Regions from separate parts of the Mus musculus genome. Here region 1 is linked to region 2. A link is a loop called in an ENCODE intact Hi-C map of the cell type or tissue named here. Cell type or tissue: heart. All regions are shown on one strand.

The links. Hi-C counts contacts between places; a loop is a spot of excess contacts. Peaks named below come from ENCODE experiments on the same cell type or tissue, not always from the same donor. Only the 100,000 strongest peaks of a DNase experiment are listed, where the experiment ranks them.
Region 1: a loop joins it to region 2, with 7 times the contacts of the local background. A loop is called at or near these places in 17 of 42 quality-filtered maps.

What each region holds. Positions count from the first base shown.
Region 1 is chr1:134,043,409-134,048,408 of GRCm38, reverse strand. Fmod (fibromodulin) reads right to left here. Exons shown (of 3, transcript NM_021355.4): 3 at 129-1,935. The coding sequence ends at 1,784. Among named protein-coding and RNA genes, the nearest start is that of Fmod, 8.7 kb to the right of the region's middle. In heart, a CTCF peak has its summit at 2,280 (motif pointing right); a DNase peak (open chromatin) is centred at 2,258; H3K4me3 peaks cover 915 bases; H3K27ac peaks cover 2,072 bases; H3K27me3 peaks cover 1,239 bases.
Region 2 is chr1:133,959,533-133,964,532 of GRCm38, reverse strand. No RefSeq gene overlaps it. Among named protein-coding and RNA genes, the nearest start is that of Bmncr, 15 kb to the left of the region's middle. In heart, a CTCF peak has its summit at 2,679 (motif pointing left); DNase peaks (open chromatin) are centred at 2,582 and 4,802; H3K4me3 peaks cover 656 bases; H3K27ac peaks cover 1,119 bases.

The DNA.
Region 1 (5,000 bases), 84 kb before region 2:
ATGACAATAACAGAAACAAAAATAACAAACAAAACCCAGCCCTCAAACTCCGTTTTTCTTTCTCTTGCGAGACAAAAGGGTGGGTAAATAGTGAGAATAGATCTAGGAGCTTTCATACCACAACACTTGCTAACTTGAGTTTTTATATAGGCTACTCTTTATAAAGAGCTGACACGGTTCAAGGCCTGTGTGTCTAGGTACCCCGAGGCGATGCCGAGGGCTGCCACCAACCATTCCATCCTTGCAGATGCACTTATAAAATAACTTTATTGGTTAGGTTGGCCGCCATTCATGCTTGCTTCATGCTGAGGGCTCTTCAGAGGCAGGATGGTGATACATGCAGGTGCTTCCCAAGAACCCTGGCCAGGGCAGCCTTGCTCCGCAGGTGGCACTCCCCGGTTGAAACAAGCTGGTTTGGCTTTTGTGGATTGCAGTTCTGGAACCCGTAGCACAGTCTAAGCACCCCGCCCCACCCTGTCCTTTCCAGAGAAGCTTGCTCCCAAGTGCACACAGAGTCAGGGGTCTAAGGCAGGGACCCACCTCAGGCTAGCATCTTACAACTGCTTCTTGCCACTCGCTACCCTGGTGGCTCTATCCCAGTGGGGTCTAGAAGAAGCTGTTGGTTGTACCTAGGCAATATCACCTTTAAAAAGGAGAAGATGGGGCTGTTCTTAGACAAACTACAAATCACAGGCACCACTGGGCATAAGGCGGACTGCATAGTGTGAATGCAGAGGAAGCCAGGTCTAGTGTCGGCAGGACTTGGGCCTGGCAGGGCTTCTTGCACCCCAGTGAGCATCTCCACAGGGCTGGTTCCTGATGCTCTAGCATTATGGACAAACGAGCTATTGAGATCACCCCCTAGTCTGGGTTAGTGGGTAGGTCCTCGGCGGGTGGAGTCTGCCTCTGCCATTTGCGTAACAACCCTTCATACTAGACCAAAGGATGAGCAGAGGCTCTTTCTCATGTTTTGAAAACCACGCTTGCCCCTTCGATACTAAAAGCCCAAGAAGGGGTGCAGATCATGTTGTGTCAGATGAAACTGGAAAGGGGGCTGCCCCTTCAGTTCTGCTATCCTGAGGTGTGTCTCTTCCCCATCTTACTATGGATACTGATAATGACCACTGGACACTTCCCTCCTCTGATAGATCCTCCATTATAGAGTCGGTTATCCCCTATGTTAACAGCTCATCATTATGGTGTTCAATATGGTGACTTTAAACAGGTGAGGTGGGGGTAAGTGTGTGATTTTAGCCATCCGTTTAGCCTCAGATAAGAGTGTGCCCTTAGGGTGTGGGTGTCTCCTGACTGCCTAAGACATTAGAAGAGGCCCCAGTGAAAGAGGGCAGAGAGGGTGAGCTGGGGCTGGGAGGAGGTGACTGGGCAAGAGGTGTGTTGTGATGTTTTGAGGAGCAAAGAGCAGGAGCCCAGAGCAACTGCAGAAGCAGCTGGCCATGCTGTTGAGCACAGCTCAAAAAAGGTCAAATTGGAACTGGTTATATGCTACTGTCCAAGCAAGAAGATTTTGGGGCTAGACTCTATAGCTATATTTCTTTTACCACCAAATTCATCCCCCTGCAGAAACTGGCCTGGCCCCTGATCCCACCTAACTCTGCCTGTTGGAAGGAGATTGAATAAGATCCTGTGGACTTCTGTCACATGCGTGTCCCAGACCATCCAGCAAAAGCCAAACATGCAGCGGGGTGGCAGGGCATGTACCCCGAGCCCGGTGCACGGTGCACGGTACTCGGAGCCCGGAGCCAGGAGCCCAAGGCGAGGCCCCTCAGATCTCGATGAGGTTGGCGAGGCGCAGGCAGAGTGGGGCGTCCACCGGCATTGCGCTGCGCTTGATCTCGTTCCCATCCAGGCGTAGCACCTGCAGCTTGGAGAAGTTCATGACGTCCACCACCGTGCAGAAGCTGCTGATGGAGAACTCTGGCGGGACAAAAAGGGAGGGCGGGTGGGAGAAGCTCAGCTTAGGAAACAGATACAAAATGGGCACAGAGGGCCCCTTTGAATCCGCTGAAATAAAGAATAAAGACTGGGGTGGGGGTGGAGTGGAAGAGTTGAACGGGGGGGGGGGGGTGGTGCTAAAGTATTGGAGTCAGACGGATTGGCACCGTTGGGGACCATGCTGGGAACAGAGCACGCTGGGGAGGTGTGAGCCTCCCCAGCTCAACCTCTTACCCCCCTAATTCCCACCCCCTGCTTTGCTCCCCAAATGTCCCGGATGTCCTTCCCACCGGGCCTTGTTTTTTCCCCCTGTGGGCAGCAGGGGGAAGCAGAGGGTAGGTGGAGCTCACAGCTTCTCTAAAGGTTTGGCTGCTCCTGGAAGGACCGCTTTGCTGATGGCGGCACACTGCAAGAAGGCCACTCCAGGAATAGGGTACACTATTTTTGAACATTTCCTGTCATTTTGCAGGTACGGAAAGTAGTAGGACGTGAAAGAGAGAAATCCTGGCCTTAGAGCTGAGTGTCTGGGTGCCAGAGCCTTCAGGGGACTGGAAGGGGAGAGCAGGCTAGAAATGCCAAAGTCAAATAAATAGCCAGGCATGCTGGCAGAAGCCCTTTAGCCTCACTAGGCAGGCAGAGGCAAGCAGATCTCTGTGAGTTCGAGGGCAATCTGAACTACACAGTGAGTTCCAGGACAGCCAGCGTTACACAGAGAGACCCTATCTCAAAAAAAAAAATCCTAAACCAAACAAAATCAAATAATCCCCCTGCCTCCTTGTACGATCACATAGGCCTTTTTTACTTCGGGAGACAGGGTCTCATATAGTTCAGACTGCTCTTAAACTTACTATGTAGCTAAGTACAGCCTTAGACTCCAGATCCTCCTGTGTGACCTCCTGAGTGTGGGCTATCACAGCCAGCATGTACCACCACACCTTGTAGTCTGCCTCTTTTATTTAGTTTTTTTTCCTTTTCAGTTTTCATGTGTATGTGGTGTGCACATGTATATAGCATGTTTGTATGTTCTGCAACACCTGTGTATGTGGGCATGTATGCATGTGAGGCCTAAGGCTACGTCAGGGTTCCTCATCAATGCTTTCCCTCACTGAGCTAAGGACATTCAGTCAAACCCAGAGCTTGCTGGAATCTCTACTCTCGGTAAGTAGCTATCTTGCCTTAGGAATCATCTGTCTTCCGAGGTTAGAACTACAGGCAAGCTGTCACCACCACCAGGGGAATGTTCCAGCTTCTGCAGCCTGTCCCCTAACTCCCCACTTCCACGGGCCCTTCAAGGGCCCTGAGTGCCCTTGGGTATCCTTCCCACAAGACCCCGTAGGTTCTGAGGATTTGAACTTTAAACTTGGGGGTAGGTGGAGACAGGGACAGAGCCATCCCCCTAGGCTGTGGTCTCTTTTTTACTCTCAGAAGTCTCTGGGGACTCTTTTGTAGAGGAGTTCCCCTAAGCCATGAAATAGATGTTCTAGTTTTGGGTCATCTCAACACAAGGCTTCGCACAGCTGTCTCTGTTGTCCTCTTGGATGACACCACCGTCTACCCTCAGTAACTTGAAAGGAAAAGAAGACATTCAAAATCCCAGTTCAAACTCCAAAAGCGACAACAGAAGTTCACACCGGAAGCCATCAGGGCTGCCTTCCTTCTACTTGGCTCCCTAGAAGACCACTCTTATTGTCATTTTCTGTGAACTGGTTTAGATAAGGTGGCAGGAGGGGGCAGGGTCTGGCGTGACCATCATTCACAGATACCCATGCTGGCAGCCTCGAGCCAAGTGTAGAACAGGGCTGGCTTTGTCCCGTCAGACACGTCCCTCATCCTGCACAGGTGCCTGGAACTATAATCAGAATTGATCGGTAGGAGCTAACCCAATTTTTAGAGACAATAGGGGTTCCTCCCGGGGGAAGGAGGGAGTGTGAAGATGAAGGTTTCCAAGAAAGACGGCACAGAAGGCCGAGGCTGTGGAGGAAGGTGGTTTTGAATTAACACCATCAGTTGCTTTTAGTCTCCGTTAAGAACTGCCCGAGATGGGTTGGTGTGCTGTAGCAAACCATGTTGCACTGCCCTCAAACACAGAATTCAGGCCTGGAGAAGAGTTAGGTCCCGGGAGAGTGGGGCTGTGAAATATACTTTGAGGAGGAGCAGAAGCTCTGAGACGCTTTTTGGTGTTCCCTTCTGGTCCTCGGGAGTAGATTTAGTGGGTATAGTGCAGGTGGGGCTTGAGTCTGTTACTGTGTACAGGGCCAGGGGGCACACGAGGTGGCTGAACGTCATTTGCCACTTTCAGTCCTATTTGGGACTGAGCCAGAGGTCTGGACATGGAGCCTGCAGACTGTGCTAACATCCAAGTTCCCATACCTGTGAGCCACTAGACACAGCATCTAGATCAGCTATTCATGGGCTCTAAGAGCACCCCTCCGCACACCTTCCTCAAGCCCACAGTAGGTCAGGGCTTCTGTCAGGAGGCCCCGGCAGACATTTTTCCAGGCCAGATTAAATACTGACATGAGTCTTTCCAAATTCCAATCCCGCCCCACGCCATTGGATCCCACAGCTTCTGACTAACATTCCGTGGCTCTGTCTGCTCCATCATTCCTCTTCTGCCAGGTTGGAAAAACTGAGGGAGGCATTGGAGGGAGAGGTGTGTGTGTGTGCGCGTGCGTGTGCGCGTGCGCGTGTGTGCTGTCCTGTTTCCTGAAGGCCTGGAGCTCCTGTTCTGTTGGGTCCCCCTTACCACACCTTACCCCAACATGGTCACTGACTGCCATTACAGGAATTCCTCCTTCCTGGTTACCCAGAGTGTGTGGCAGGCAAGCTAAGAAGCCATTTCCTGCATCAGAGCCGGGTTGTCCCTGTTCTCCATCAGAGATGTCTGGCTTTAGGTCCTTTACAAAAAGCAGGAGTTGGGGGTTTCAGCCTTCCTTAGGCTGGGTGACCTGGAACACGGCTTTTCTTTTACTGTCCCCATGGTGACAATTCAGAAAACAAGTGCCCAGACTATGCCTGTCGACTCTCCAAAAGGCAACAAGAAGGCA
Region 2 (5,000 bases):
TCTTCTCCCTTTGGATTCTTGCTGCTTTCTCTCTGTTGAAGTTTCAAGCAGCCATTTCTGTTGTGTGGTCACTTTAAGAACAATGGCTTATGCTGTAAGATCAAGAATTGACAGCCGGGCGTGGTGCCATACGCCTTTAATCCCAGCACTTGGGAGGCAGAGGCAGGCGGATTTCTGAGTTCGAGACCAGCCTGGTCTACAGACTGAGTTCCAGGACAGCCAGGGCTACACAGAGAAACCCTGTCTCGAGATCCCCCCCCCCCCCGCCAAAAAAAAAAAAAGAACTGACAAATGGGACCTCGTAAAATTGCAAAGTTTCTATAAGGCAAAGGACATTGTCAATAAAACAAAAAGGCAACCAACAGATAGGGAAAAGATCTTTACCAATCCTAAATCCGATAAAAGGCTAATATTCAATATATACAAAGAACTCAAGAAGTTAGACTCCAGAGAAACAAATAACCCTATTAAAAATGGGGTACAGAGCTAAACAAAGACTTCTCAATTGAGGAATACTGAATGGCTTAGAAGCACCTAAAAAACGTTCAACATCCTTACATCAGGGCAATGCAAATCAAAACAACCCTGAGATTCCATCTCACACCAGTCAGAATGGCTAGGATCAAAAACTCAGGTGACAGCAGATGCTGGCGAGAATATGGAGAAAGAGAAACACTCATCCATTGCTGGTGGGATTGCAAGCTTGTACAACCACTCTGGAAATCAGTTTGGCTGTTCAATTTTCTGAGGATCCAGCAATTCCACTCCTGGGCATATAGCCAGAAAATGCTCCAACTTGTAATAAGGACACATGCTTCACTATGTTCATAGCAGCCTTATTTATAATAGCCAGAAGCTGGAAAGAACCCAGATGTCCTTCAACAGGGGAATGGATACAGAAAATGTGGTACATTTATACAATGGAGTACTACTCAGCTATTAAAAACAATGAATTTAGCTGGGCAGTGGTGGCACACGCCTTTAATCCCAACACTTGGGAGGCAGAGGCAGGTGGATTTCTGAGTTTGAGGCTAACCTGGTCTACAGAGTGAGTTCCAGGGCAGCCAGGGCTACACAGAGAAACCCTGTCTTGAAAAAAAAAAAGGAAAAAACAACGAATTTATGAAATTCTTAGGCAAGTGGATGGATCTGGAGGATATCACCCTGAGTGAGATAACCCAATCACAAAAGAACACACATGATATGTACTCACTGATAAGTGTATAGTAGACCAGAAGCTGGGAATACCCAAGATAAAATTTGCAAAACACCTGAAACTCAAGAAGAAGGAAGACCAAAGTGTGAATACTTCGATCTTTCTTAGTAGGGAGAAACAAAATACCTATGGAAGGAGTTACAGAGACAAAGTGTGGAGCAGAGACTAAAGGAACGACCATCCAGAAACTGCCCCATCTGGGGATCTATCCCATATACAACTACTAAACCAAGAAATTATTGTGGATGCCAACAAGAGCTTGCTGACAGGAGCCTGATATAGCTGTCTCCTGAGAGGCTCTGCCAGTGTCTGGCAACTACAGAGGTGGATGCTCGCAGCCATCCACTGGACTGAGCACAGGGTCCCTAATGGAGGAGCTAGAGAAAGGAGCCACGGAGCTGAAGGAGTTTGCAGCCCCATATGAGGAACAACAATATGAACTAACCAGTTCCCCCAGAGCTCCCTGGGACTAAACCACCAACCAAAGAAAACACATGGTGGGACTCATGGCTCTAGCTGTATATGTAGCAGAGCATGGCCTAGTCGGTCATCAATGGAACGGGATGCCCTTGGTCCTGTGAAGCTTCTATGCCCCAGTATAGGAGAATGCCAGGGCCAGAAAGGGGGAGTGGGTGGGTTGGTGAGCAGGGGAAGTGGGGAGGGGGGATGGGATACCAGGAAAGGGGATAACATTTGAAATGTAAATAAAGAAAATATCTTAAAAAAAAAAGAGCGGAGAAGTTCTTTGATCAGGTAGGATCTAGGCATGTGTGTGAGCCTTCTACCTTTCCTCCAAGAAGTCTTCTTGGACAGCCTCATTTCATTCACTCAAGCATTCATTCATTCAACAAATACTGAGCTTCTCTCCCTCATCATAGGACCAGTGAGGCAGCAGGCACTGGATGTGATTTAGCAGGTGATGCCCCGAATCCTGCAGCCAATGGGCTCCAGTGGCACAGACCCTCAGTAGCATCTCTTCTGAGTCCCTTGATGCACCCACCTGCTCAGGCTCTGAAGTGTGCACCTTGTGGGTCCATGGCCCCATAGGCAGACATCAGGGCTCCTTCAGTGTCACTTTCTGGGTGGCTGCCACAGTGCTGGGCACTTGTAAGTACTCAGTGAATGTCTAGATATGTGTGGCTTCCCAAGAGCGTCGAGTTAAGCAGGAAGTTCCCCAGCTTTTCCCAGTCCCAGCACAGCCTTCCACCAAGGAGGGATGCAGAAACCGAACAGAGACCTTTGGAATGAAGAGGACAGGAAAGGCCTGGGCTGGCTGCCAGCCCCGGATGCCTCTGGACAAGCAGGGGTCCTCGGTCCTCTGTGTTCTGGAATGTGAGAGGCGCTTGCCAGGGAATCTTAAAAACAAAGTGACTCCTCCCCAAACCTTTGCTCCTCACCCTGGACAGAGCCACGCTGGCAGAGCCGGTTGGACCTTCCTCACAGTGCACGGGTGCCCCTTGGTGGACAAAAAGCCGGCCCCGCTCATGATTCCTGAGGACTGGTGAGCCATTAAAAAGGAGGATTCTGAAGCCATTGTCCCCACAGCCTATCAGCGGACCCTCCATGGCATGAGTCTAAGTCCGCACCAGAGCACTTTCTCTGACGTGTGGCTGGAGCCACGGGCCTGGATTCTTGGCTGACCGCACAGTACGCTTACTGTCAGTGTCGGCTGACCTCACATCAGGCCAGCCTGAGCCTCCGTGTCACTCCCCTCCAAATTAAGAACTGTGACACAATGCATTTGAGGCAGCTGTTTTTTAATCAGATGAGGTCTGGGCATGTATATGATCCTTCCCCTCTGGCAGGGACTGTGCCAAGCTATCTGCCATACCTGAAGGTCCCAGACTCTGTCAACCGCCCTGGGCAGGCAAGAAGGGCAGAATGAGGGCAGCAAAGCTTTTCAGCTTGTGTCATGGGGATAAGATAGAAGGTTAGAGGAGGCAGGACCCTGGGGTGCTGTAGAACTTGGGAGCACCCACTGTTCTTTTTTCTTTCTTTCTTTCTTTCTTTCTTTCTTTCTTTCTTTCTTTCTTTCTTTCTTTCTTTCTTTCTTCCTTCCTTCCTTCCTTCCTTCCTTCCTTCCTTTCTTTCTTTCTTTCTTTCTTTCTTTCTTTCTTTCTTTCTTTCTTATTTCACAGCAAATAACAGGCTATGTGTGAGGCTTCTGACTACCCCACCCCCACCCCCATACCCCATAGAAAGTCCTGTCCCTGTGACTGATCCTGGGCTCTTGGCTGGCTCCTCCCTTCTTAAAAGGCAAGCCTCCTGGGGAACACTGTCAAGCTCCCCTGCTCAGAGTTGAGCCAAAGGTAGAAATGGATGTTCAGGGGCCATAGGCAGCCACAGAGGCAGGAATTGGGCATGGAAAAGGTCAGGTGGCCAGAGACGCGAGGCTGGAGTAGGGGTAGTTGGAGGGATGGCAGCATGAGGAGCTGTCTACTCCTGGGACAGTGAGGGTACTAGCATTCCCGGGGTGCTGTGAGGTGGTGTTGTGCAGGCTTTCCCACCTTATTTCCTTAAGCCTTTATTACAGTGGGGACCGTACCTTCTGTGTTTTGTTTGGTTAAGATTTATTTATTATTATTTGTTTGTATGTGTGTGTATCTGTGTGTGTATGTGTGTGTGTGTGTGTGTGTGTGTGTGTGTATCTGTGTGTGTGTGAGTGTGTGGTGTGTAAATGTCCAAGGGGCATGCATGCCCTGGAGCTGGAATTACAAATGGCTGTTAGCTGCCTGGTGTGGGTGCTACCAACCAAACCCAGCTCCTCTGGGAGAGCAAGTGTTTGTAACCACTGAGCCATCTCTGTAGTGGGACCCTGTCCTGCTCAATAGCAAACGGAGCCAACGTAAGGGAGTCTAAGCACCTTGATTTAAGCACCACGGCAAAGCGGTGGTGTGTGCATTTGAACTCAGGTCTGCCCATCAGATTCCACTTGGTTCCTTAACCCTCAACCAGCAGTTCATCTAAGAGTAACGAGGCTGAAGCCGTGGAGACATGGAACTTGAGGTCCAGATGTCTGGAAGCTTAGGGTTGAACTAGGCCTACCCGCCTCTAATAGAAGTTAGATTTCAGTTAGAATACTGCCATGTCTTAATTAGACAGTCAATTGATTTTGAGGGGAAGTTAAGGAACCAACAACCCCCGCCCCCTTACTCTTGTCTCTCTTCTTCCATCCTTCCCTCCTTCCCTCTGACATGATTCATGGAGCGACAACAACTTGTATGAAAAGGTGTTAAGTCTAAAACACAAACACGCTTAGGAGCCTGCAGCCCCCATTCTTGGAACTCACGATCCCTTGAGAAGCTCCAGGGAGCAGACGCAGCTGTTCACACCCCCCTCTCTCCATACAGTTTTCCCTCCCTGCCTTACTTCTGCACCCAGGCCCTGTCAGGCACAGTAAGCTCCCATTTCTCCTTGAAGCCTCAGCGGCCTTAACTTGGAGACAGAAGGCCCAGTTCCTCCCTTCCCAGAGCCACCCTTGGGTCTGGCTGTAGGAGAGGCGGTGGTGAGCCTTGAACAAACAGGAATTGACATGTCTGAGCCTGTGGGCTCTACATCTGGACACAGCTGGACCTGGGGCAGCCCAAATTCTCCAGGTCATAGGTTACACCAAACTGACTTCCAGTCCTGGAACAAACGAACAGTTCCTTGGCTGCCGGCCTTTCTTTCTCATAGTTGCTGCTGGCCCAGCTAACCTCAGAGCCACCACACCCCATTCCTTCCATGCATCAGCACCAAAGCAATGCTGAGGGCTTAGGGCCAGTACCCAAGTCCAGTCCTAAAG